2 separate regions of the Homo sapiens genome follow, and region 2 is linked to region 1. Evidence: chromatin loops called from intact Hi-C (ENCODE). Cell type or tissue: heart left ventricle. All regions are shown on one strand.

Region 1 (5,000 bases):
AGAATTTGTTTTTTTCCACTGTGGGGCTACTGTAAATAATGCTGCCATGAGCATCCGTGCGCAGGCTTCTGTGGGCACATTTTCAATTCTCTTGAGAATGTACCTAGGAGTGGAACTGTGGTCATATGCTAATGCTGCTTTCTGAGGTTCTGTTTGCCAAAGTGGCTGCATTTTACATTCCCAGTAGCAGTGGATGAGGGTCCCATTTCTCGACATCCTCTCCAACACTGCTTTTTGTTTTAGTATAGCCATCGTAATGGGTGTAGTGTGGCATCTCATGGTTTTGTTTTTATATATATTTTTTGAGACGGAGTCTTGCTCTGTCGCCAGGCTGGAGTACAGTGGCGTGATCTCGGCTCACTGCAACCTCTGCCTTCCGGGTTCAAGCAATTCTCCTGCCTCAGCCTCCCAAGTTAGCTGGAATTGTAGGTGCACACCACCATGCCCAGCTAATTTTTGTATTTTTAGTAGAGGGGGTTTCACCACGTTGGCCAGGCTGGTCTCGAACTCCTGACCTTGTGATCCTCCCGCCTCAGCCTCCCAAAGTGCTGGGATGACAGGCCTGAGCCACTGTACCCGGCCAACACTGGGGTCTTCTAGAGAGACCTCACTACCCTTTTTACCCTGGACCAACTTACCATTAGGCACAGTGCCCTGGGCCCACACTATAAGAGCTGACATACATTTTTAATTTCTTTTAAAATCAGAAGGGAAAAAAATGAACCTTTAGGTGAGAGAAAATCCTCTAGTATACATTAATATATTCATCTTTATACCAACATGTTGTAAAATAGGTTTAACAGAGAAAGGGGCTCACCAAGGCCAAAGTGCCTCTGCTTTCCACAGCCATGAATGAGGTGGCCCTACCGTCCCCCTCTGGTCCCAGGCCCAAACTACTCCTCCCGGACAAGCAGCAAGATCTTGACTGGGGATATCTGATCCTCCTTCCAAGAGGAGGAAGAATTAGAACTTTGAGAATGGTGTCAGATCAACCCTGGCCTGGATTCCACCTACCTAGCCAAGCATTCAATCTGTCTCTTTTTATTATGATTTTACAGATGGGATCTTGCTCTGTTGCCCAGGCTGGAGTGCAGTGGTGCAATCATAGCTCACTGCAGCCTTGAGCTCCTGGGCTCAAGCGATCCTCCCGCCTCAGCCTCCCGACCGCTGGGACTACAGACAGGTGCCACCATGCCTGGCTTATTTATTTATTTTTTTGAGACGGAATCTCGCTCTGTGGCTCAGGCTGGAGTGCAGTGGCACGACCTTGGCTCACTGCAACCTCCACCTCCCAGGTTCGAATGATTCTCCTGCCTCAGCCTTCTGAGTAGCTGGGATTACAGCTGCATGCCACCACGCCTGGCTAATTTTCGTATTTTCAGTAGAGACGATGTTTTGCCATGTTGGCCAAGCTGGTCTCAAATTCCTGACCTCAGGTGATCCACCTGTCTCAGCCTCCCAAAAGTGCTAGGATTAGAGGCGTGAGCCACTGCACCTGGCCTAATTTTTTTTTTAGAGATGAGGTCTTGCAATTTTGCTCAGGCTGGTCTCAAATGTCTGGACTACAGTGAGCCTCCTGTCTCGACCTTCTGAGCAGCTGGGATAACAGGCATGCGTCACCATGCCTGGTTCAAGTCATTGCACCTTTGAACCTGTTTCCACATCAGTAAAACAGAGACAGCAGCTCCAATCCTAAGTGAATGGCATTTTGTGAACCACAACCCCAGGGCCACAAAGGTGACAGCTGGTGCTCTGGGGTGACAGCCTCTGGCATGGCAGGGAGATCAGTGTAGGGCATGTGGAGGCCGCACAGCCCAGTACCGTGGGCTCCTCCATGCCTGGCTGTGGCCTGTTCTTCAGTTATCAAATGGGAGCCGATGAGCCCATGGAACCCCCTCTTGCTCTGATGCAGGAAGTGGGGGGGGGCACACACACACACAAGTGCGCACACACGCATGCATGCACACACTCAGGACCTGCTGGCTTTGGCTATAGAGCATTTATTGCAAACAAAATTGAGGTAAAAGAAGCTGACCCAGAACCCACGCCCGTCCAGGCTGGGGAAGTCTCTACTCGCCCCACACCAGGCCCCGAGCACCGCGGGCCCGAAGCAGCCCCCAGAGGACAGACGGGCCCTGCGCACTGAGGTAGCTGCATCCTAAGCCCCCATGAGTACAACTGCCCAGGGCTGCCCAATTCCCAGAGGGGAGGAGGAGAGAGAGGCAGGCAGGGGGAGCCCCGGCTTCAGGTGGGGCACACCCCACACCCTCAACAAACCTCCCAGCCTCTCGGGCTGGGCACTTCCTGCCTGGCCACCCAGCCAGCCATGGGGCAGCGGGGTGGCCACCAGAGGCGGGCGTGCTGGGGTGCGAGGTCACTGCTGCTCCAGGCAGTCCTCGGTCACCCCCTGGGCAGCCAGCTCAGCCAGCACGTTCTGCAGGTAGTTGGGGTCGGGATAGCCGTGGCCCGTAATGTTGCGGTCCATCTCTGTCTTGTGGTGGATCTCGTTCCATACCACGGTGTCCGTCTCACCCGTGGTGCTGGACGTGCCCACTGTGAAGATGAGCCGCCTCTTCCAGGCCACCTTCAGGAGCTCTAGGACCTGCCCGGGGAGGAGGAGGGGGAAGAGGAAGGAGGGGACGGAGAGTGAGAGGGGCTCAGTGAGCAGGCACGGGTTGGCACCATGTTCTTCCCATCCCAGCCCCTCCCAGGTGACTCATCCACTCCCTGGCACTCACCCCATCTGCAGGGACCCCAAAACTGCCCACTGGATAGTACATTAGGATCCCACATGAACCTGGGCTCCAGCCCACCCCGCCTCAGTGCCTGGCACTGCCATCCGTTTGGTCCTGATGCCCAGGCACCATGCTCGAGTCCTCCCTGCTTCCACAGCCGTTGCTGGACGAGCGCCCGCCCACCCACCCTCCCTGGTGGAATCCAGGCCTCCCTGCCCTCTCCCTGCCCTCTCCCCGCCTCCAGCTCCGCCACCTCAAGCCCATTCTCACACGGCCAGAGCTTTTCCAAAGCTCCATCAGCAGCTCCACCTCCGTGGCTTCGCTGGGCGCTCAGAACCAGCTCTACCCCTGGTGCTGGCCTGGGGGGCACCCTGTCTTCACACCCACACCACGGGCTCCCACTATCCTGCCTTCCTGGAAGGCTCGTCCCCAACCTTCTCTGCAGCCACAAAGTCCCTATTCATGTCTCAGTGCAGACACCACTGCTCCAGCCTTCCGTGGTCACCTGGTCTAACACAGCCCCCGGTCCCTGCCTGTCACACTCTGACTCTCAGGAGCTCCTGACCCCACCCGGCAGGGTGCTGGAAGGTGATGGCCTCTCCTCCTCCCTCGAGGCTATGTGAGGTCCAGGCTGCCCTCCCTGTACCTACAGCAGGTCCCCAGAAAAGAGCAGCAGACACTCGGCCCGGCCTCAGCCTCTGTCCTCCGCTGCAGAAGCAGAGTCCAGTGTGGCGCCTGGCCTCCTGCCGCCTGGTCAGGGCCCCGTCCACCCCCCGGGCGCATGGTGGCACTCACCTTGCGGCCCTGGGCGTTGTCTGGAAGGTAGCACTGGCGGGGAAACCCTCTGGCAGTGAACGGCTTTCCGGGATTGGGGTGCTCAGGGCCCTGCGGGAGGAACAGACACCAGGATAGGGTGCTCCGAGAGCCCGCACAGGGACAGGCCCCTGCACAGCTCCAGCTCCTCCCCCGCTCCGAGATGCCAACCCCGAATGTTCCTGAATTTCCCTCTGAGCTGTGGAGAAGTGGAGGGAAACCAGGGGAAAGGCTCATGGTTCAACAAGACAAAAAGATGCCTCCATCCACCACAGGTGGACCTTGGCTGGCAGCCAGTGCCCGCTGCCTGCTGCCCCGTTATCTTCCCACCCTGCCCCAGGCCCTACGATCCACCTTGGCTCAAGACAGGAGACCGAAAGGGCTAGGGCCCGTCTGAGTCTCCTCTGGGACTCTGGGGCCTTGTGCCTGGGCTCCTGACACCCACACGCCTGGCCCTGCCACTCCCAACCCAAGGTTCCTCGACGCACACCCTGCTGTGGCCCCGCTTCTCCAGCCCCTCCGCAGGGTTCCTCCCACTGAACTGCCTGCCCTTCTGCCCAGAACAAGTCCAGCTAAGATGGCTCCTCCTCTAGGAAGGCTTCCTTGGTTCAGGAAAGAGTGGAGGGCCAGCCTTTTGCTGCCACAGCCCTAAGAGCTTACCCTAAGCCCCGGCACTGCCTCCCCATTCCCGGCCCTCCATGGCTCTGGCCTTAGGGGACCTGGGGGCCTGAGCTTGGCCACATGGGCATCCTCAGCCTTGATCCAGGGGCAGACTGCTGGGATGTGGGCGGGGTGGGAAGAGGAGTGGCCAGGAGTGGGGGACTCAAGAAGGCCCCTCACCTGGATACCATGGGGAATGCTGTAAACTATGAGGATGGTCCCGCAGTCCTCGTGGCCGGGGAGCGACATCTGGAACCGTAATACCTCCATCTTTCCCTGGGGCTGGGTCCCCGTCTTCTCTCCATAGATGGTTTTGCAGGAGGGACACTGCAGACTTCCATCCTGACAGAGGCAGACGCAACCCACTGAGCTGGCAGTCTGAGAACACCCAAGACCGTCACCTCCACCGTCAGATGGTAAAGGGCCCCGGGAATGGGCTGGCCACCATCCCAGGGAGTTGCTGGCAGCCTCCTGCCCGGAAACTGGCTTCCAACAGCTTCCCTGGAAAGCTTTGTTTTGCACCAGCAACTCATGCCATTTTCGTTAAGGGACATGCTATCAGGAGACAGGTGGCGAGTGGGAAAACTCGGATCCTGAGCAGAAATCTCCACGGGTGAATCGCATTTGCAGTCGGATAGACAGCCTTGCAGCGTCTGATCTGCGGAGCTGGGCCCTGGCTGCCCAGGATGGCAGACACTAGGGAAGGCCGAGCCAGGCTCCGATGCGCCACATGACTCGGTTCTCTAAGCCTCTAAACTCTGCCCATCCCGCCTGAAGGCCGATGCAGGGAGA
Region 2 (5,000 bases), 490 kb before region 1:
GACCTGCTGAGATGACACAGACACTGAGGGCCAGCAGGGCCACGGCCACCCTCCCTGCCCGCCACCACGCCCACTCAAGAGCATCTGGACTGGCCACAGTCCACACTTCCACAGCCCAGGGGTGGAAGCAGGGCCAGCACCCGCTTGGGAAAGGTTCAGAACTTGACCATCACAGGCTGCTCCGAGCAGGTCTTGCTGTAACTCCCTGGACCTGCTGTGGTCCTAAAGCCCCTTCTTCTGTGGCCATGCAACGAGCAGGGCAGGGGTCACCGAGGGACCCCTCTCAAGCAGCCCACGTGGCGGCCACACAGGGCTGGGGGTCAGGGCAGCAGACCTGGGCAGCAGACCTGGGCCGCTGTCTGGGGGCCTTTCCCGAGACACGTGCTGGCCCTGGCGGAAGGGACGGTTGTCCCCGCATCCTGAGCCGGGCGCCGCCTCTCACCCACAACTTGCTGCTTACAAAAATCACAAAGTCCTCAAGAACAAGCCCCCTCATGCCAGCTGTGACTGGAGGAGAGGAGCTGAACTCTGGGGCTGCGGTGGAAAGTCAGCTTCCAGGGGCCGCCTCTGCTGCCGAGCGGGGGCAGGGAGAAGGGCCACTGAGCCCCTTCCCCCAGGAGTCAGGGAGCAGAGAGAAGGAAGAGGGTCTGTGCAGAAGAGTCGGAGGCAGCGAGGCCGGAAGGAGGCTTAGCAAAGGCCAGAGAGCTTTTGGGAACAAGAACTACCTTTCACGGACATTTTCCTCAATCTCTTAACTGAGCCGTGACTTTTGGAAGCCAGACGGGAGGCGGGAGGGCTGGTGGGCTGGGGTGCGCGGCTAAGACACACAGGGAGTCCAATGGCTGACATCAGAACACTCGTCATGCCTGCACGGGCGTGAGAGCAGACACGCAGAGAGGGAGAGACATTAGAAGACTCCTTCGGCATGTGACGCCAACAAACCCTGCTCAGGCCAAGGATGTGACACCATCAATGGCCACGGGGACGCACAGGTCTCCCTGGGGACTACCCAGGCCAGGAATCAGAGGGTGGGGCAGCCTGGCTCATGGTAGCCCTGGCCCCAGAGCCCACAGGTTTCTATAGGAGCAACAGACAAGCCCGTGCCCTCAGTGTGCAGGTGGGCACCGGGGCAGGACCCGTGACTTCAGGAGAGCAGAGGGCGGAGGACGCCACTCCAGGAAGCCGCCCGGGGCACGGGGTCTCCTGGGTGGGGCTGGCTCCAAGGGCTCAGCTTCCCCAGGAGGCCCTGGGCCCTCCTGGCTTGGAGTTACTAGGCCTCCAGCCTCCACTGGGCGCTGTGTGTGCTCCATGCCCCTCCTGGCTGATCTGGGTGCCAGGGCCTTCAGCGACAGCGCTGGGGTAGGCGGGCAGGAACGTGGCCCCTGGGCCTGCTCCCACACTGCAGCATCCCCATACTGTGAGGGCTGGGCTGCAGCAAGGCCCCAGGCTGTGGCTCTGGCGCCCTCGGGCAAGGGTGGGCCTGTGGCCAGCAGCTATGCTGGGACAGACCGGCCACTCTTTCCAGAGCTCACCACTGCCGGATGCCTGCAGGGAACCCCACACTTGCCCTGGGGGACTCTCCTCTGACACTGCTTCCTTCGTGCTCCCTGATGACCCAGCGCTTCCTGGGACACAGCGTGTCCTGCTGGACGAACCCGTTCCTGCCACACCCTCGGCCTACCCCACTTTCCATAGTGCCAGCTCCCCGGTCCTCCCTGTCATCGGTCAGTTAGGTCAAAAGCACCTCCTCTCCAGAGAAAGGGGAAGCCCAGAGCTTCTTAGCCATCCCTTAAGGTGGCTTCCAGGGTCTGCAGAACCTGGCTCAGGAGCTGGGCACAGCCGGCTGCCGGGGGAGTTGGTAGAGATCCCAGTCCTCCTGGACCCCACTCCCCATCCAGGAACAGATGGCGTGACTCAGGGGTGAAGGGCGGCCAGGCCAGCCACTGCGCCCCCACTAGAAGAACAAAGCTTCTCAACCCGGCACATGTGCCTGGCTGTGGGGACAGAAGCGGAGACCAGCCACCAGCCTGGGCAGCAGAGCCGAGGTGGGCAGGGTGAGTTGCAGTGGCCGCTCAGCAGGAGACACCAAAGCGTGCATCAGAGGACAGAGGTTTGAGCCCGGGAGCTCAATGCCCCCAACATCCCAAGCTTGTTCCTGGGCTCAAATGCGGTTCCTGTGGGAACTGAATGTCGGGTGGAGAGAAGGACAAGCGGGCGCGGGTGGCAGACAGATGGGAGAGGACAGGGACAGGTGCAATTTTCCTCAAGAGAACCTGGTGCCTCTGCGCTGCCCACGTCGTCTGGGAGGACCAAAGGCCAGGACACGTCTCCCTACCCAGGGTTCTCCGGCAACACTGCCTCGGCGGGCAGGCCTTCCCTGAACACTGCCTGACGGGGCCTGTCCCTCCAAGCCTCCCGCCCCGCCGTACTGGACTCCTGCTTTGCACTCCCCTCTGTTTCTATGGACTGTCTTCCCTCAGCACGAGTTCCACGAGGTCCCACCCGTAGCTGCATCTCCAGCACCCCGCTGGGGCAGTGCCTGATCCCTGGGAAGCCTGCAGCCCTCTGTGTTTGCTGAGGAATGAAGACATCCTTGGGCCACCACCAGCCCCCAGGAGGCCGCATGAGTGACACACGTGTCCTTTTCAATGCAGGACCCACTCCCCTGAATTCAAGTCACAAACACACAAGTTTCAACCCAGAAGCCTGGAGAGGAGGAGGGCTAGGGACAACCCCCCAAACTCCTGACAGCCCCCAAATCACCTGAATAACTCGGAGGGCCACAGCCTTTTTCTCCACCCATCTGGGAGGATTCCCGCTGTCAGAGCCCTGAAGAGTGAAGCCCCCACTCACTGATTCTCACTTCCAATTTGCAGACACCCCTCCTTCTGACACCCAGGGCCAGGGCTGAGATCCAAGCCTCTCCTCTGTGCGCTCTGACCTCCCCAGCCTGGGTTCGAGCCCAGTGCCAGCCCTCACCAGCTGAGCAGTCCTGGGCAGGCTGCTGACACCCATCCCTGCCCCAGGCAGCAGTGTGAGCTGTGGATGGACCGCTGCTGTGACCAGGTGAGGGGTGGAGACCCTGGCTCCAGCCTCACAGTCCCTGCCCCCACCCGATAGAGGGACTGGGCTATGCCACAGCCAGGGGAGCTGTCACCTGGAGGCACTGTCACTTGGAAGCAGTGCCTCCAGCACTCAGTCCTTCCAAAGCATGACCTCCTGGTTATAAACCTCCCTGCAAAAACCCTGTGCGCAAACGCTCATCTCCGCAGCCGGGCATGGTATAATTCCTCAACCCACAAGCACACCAGGGTGACAGGACACTGCTCTCCAGCTCTGGCTCCGGGGTGCTGGCCAGGCTCCTCTCATTCCCTGCTCCCCTAGACAATGCTCCCCCAGTAGGTACCAACACTGGGCCTTGAATTGGGGGAGGCAGGAGTCCACACAGCCTCCAGGCTCTCCTATTTCCTTAGGCCTGAACCAGCTTCCCGAATCTATTTCCCCACAAGTAAAATGGATGTTAAAATACCTGCTTTAGCTCCAGGATTGCTCTGAGAGCAACGGGGACAGACAACAGGATGGACAATTTGGGACACAGCCTGGACAGGACCTTCAGCCTCAAGAGCAGAGGAAGGGGGCAGGTGCTAACTCCACACCCAGGGCACTCAGATCTGTGTCATGGCCTCAGAGGTCGCTCACTGTCAGGCCTGGCCACGAAGGCTTGCGAGAGCCCCAGAACTGGAAGGAGCTGGGCCATGAGGAACCGTGTGGGGGCCCCGTCTGTTTACCCACAACCTGTCTCCAATGCCACCACGGCCGCACATGCACACACGGTACACTGTGATTTCCCTACGGCGCCGCACGGTGACTTCAGTGAGCAGGGACTTTCTGGCCAGTGTGTCTTGCTCATTCTGTCTCCCCTGCCCCGCTCCAGCTCCTCTCCCTCCTGCCCCCACCTCTCTGGCCGCTCCTTCATTTTCTCTTCAGTCCCGCCCACGGTCTCTGTGGCACACACGCTCCCACGAGGGGTCAGGGGCACCCCATTCCACCCAAGACTGCTCTTCTGAGGCCCACAGCCAAATCCCACTGCCCCGGAACAGCTCCAACGGCCACTCCACAGCCATCACCCCCTCCCAACCTCCCCCTAGACTCAGCAGCACTGAACCGTCATAGGCAAGAAGGCCCGGGGCTGTGTCTCAGCTCTGCCAAGGGCTGGCAGAGAATTTTTAAATTCTCCGAGCCTCAGTTTCCTCTAATGAAAATGGGAACAAAAGCCTCCACCTCAGTGATTTAAGGACGAAATGAATTCACACACGCCAAGCCCCAGGCTGCTCCTCAGTTGTCACTGGCTGCACTCCAGCAGGCCTCAGTCTACCCCCAATCCCCCCTCACAACCCCCCGCCTGACGGCTCATGCCTCTGAATGTTTCAAGCCAAACCTCCCCCTCAACTCCACTGCCTCGAAGCTGGTCAGGCCTTGGCTGGTGCCCCCAGGTCTGAGGTCAGGCTCTGCACCAGCCGCCCTACCTCCAGGCCTGTCCCCTCTCAGCCACTACGACAGCAACTCCCCTAAAACACCAACTCATTATTGAATTCCGCCACATCACCCTGTGAACAACGATGGCGCCATCCACCTCCTTACATACCTCGAACTTTCCAGAAGTTAGAAAATAACCTCAGCTGGGCGTGGCAGCTCATGACTGGAATCCCAGCACTTTGGGAGGCCAAGGCATGAAGACGGCTTGAGCCTGGGAGTTCAAGACCAGCCTGGGCAACATAGTGAGACCCTGTCTCTACAAAAAATAAAAAACTTCCCTGGCATGGTGGCATGTGTCTGTAATCCCAGCTACTCAGGAGGCTGAGGCAGAAGGATCGCTTCAGCCCAGGGGTTGGAGGCTGCAGTGAGCTATGACTACACCACTGCACACCAGCCTGGGGAACAGAGCAAGATCCTGTCACTTATAACAAGAAAAAAAAAATGGCCAGGCACGGTGGCTCATG

Evidence for each region. Hi-C counts contacts between places; a loop is a spot of excess contacts. Peaks named below come from ENCODE experiments on the same cell type or tissue, not always from the same donor. Only the 100,000 strongest peaks of a DNase experiment are listed, where the experiment ranks them.
Region 2: it touches region 1 in a loop (2.4-fold over the local background); 28 of 110 quality-filtered maps call a loop at or near these places.

What each region holds. Positions count from the first base shown.
Region 1 is chr7:76,502,976-76,507,975 of GRCh38, reverse strand. It overlaps DTX2 (deltex E3 ubiquitin ligase 2), which reads right to left. Exons shown (of 11, transcript NM_001102594.3): 9 at 4,389-4,550; 10 at 3,531-3,620; 11 at 1,985-2,602. The coding sequence ends at 2,375. Among named protein-coding and RNA genes, the nearest start is that of UPK3B, 5.1 kb to the left of the region's middle. In heart left ventricle, no CTCF peak of the experiment used is centred here; no DNase peak of the experiment used is centred here.
Region 2 is chr7:76,991,321-76,996,320 of GRCh38, reverse strand. It overlaps the pseudogene DTX2P1 and the pseudogene DTX2P1-UPK3BP1-PMS2P11. Among named protein-coding and RNA genes, the nearest start is that of SPDYE17, 39 kb to the left of the region's middle. In heart left ventricle, no CTCF peak of the experiment used is centred here; a DNase peak (open chromatin) is centred at 2,360.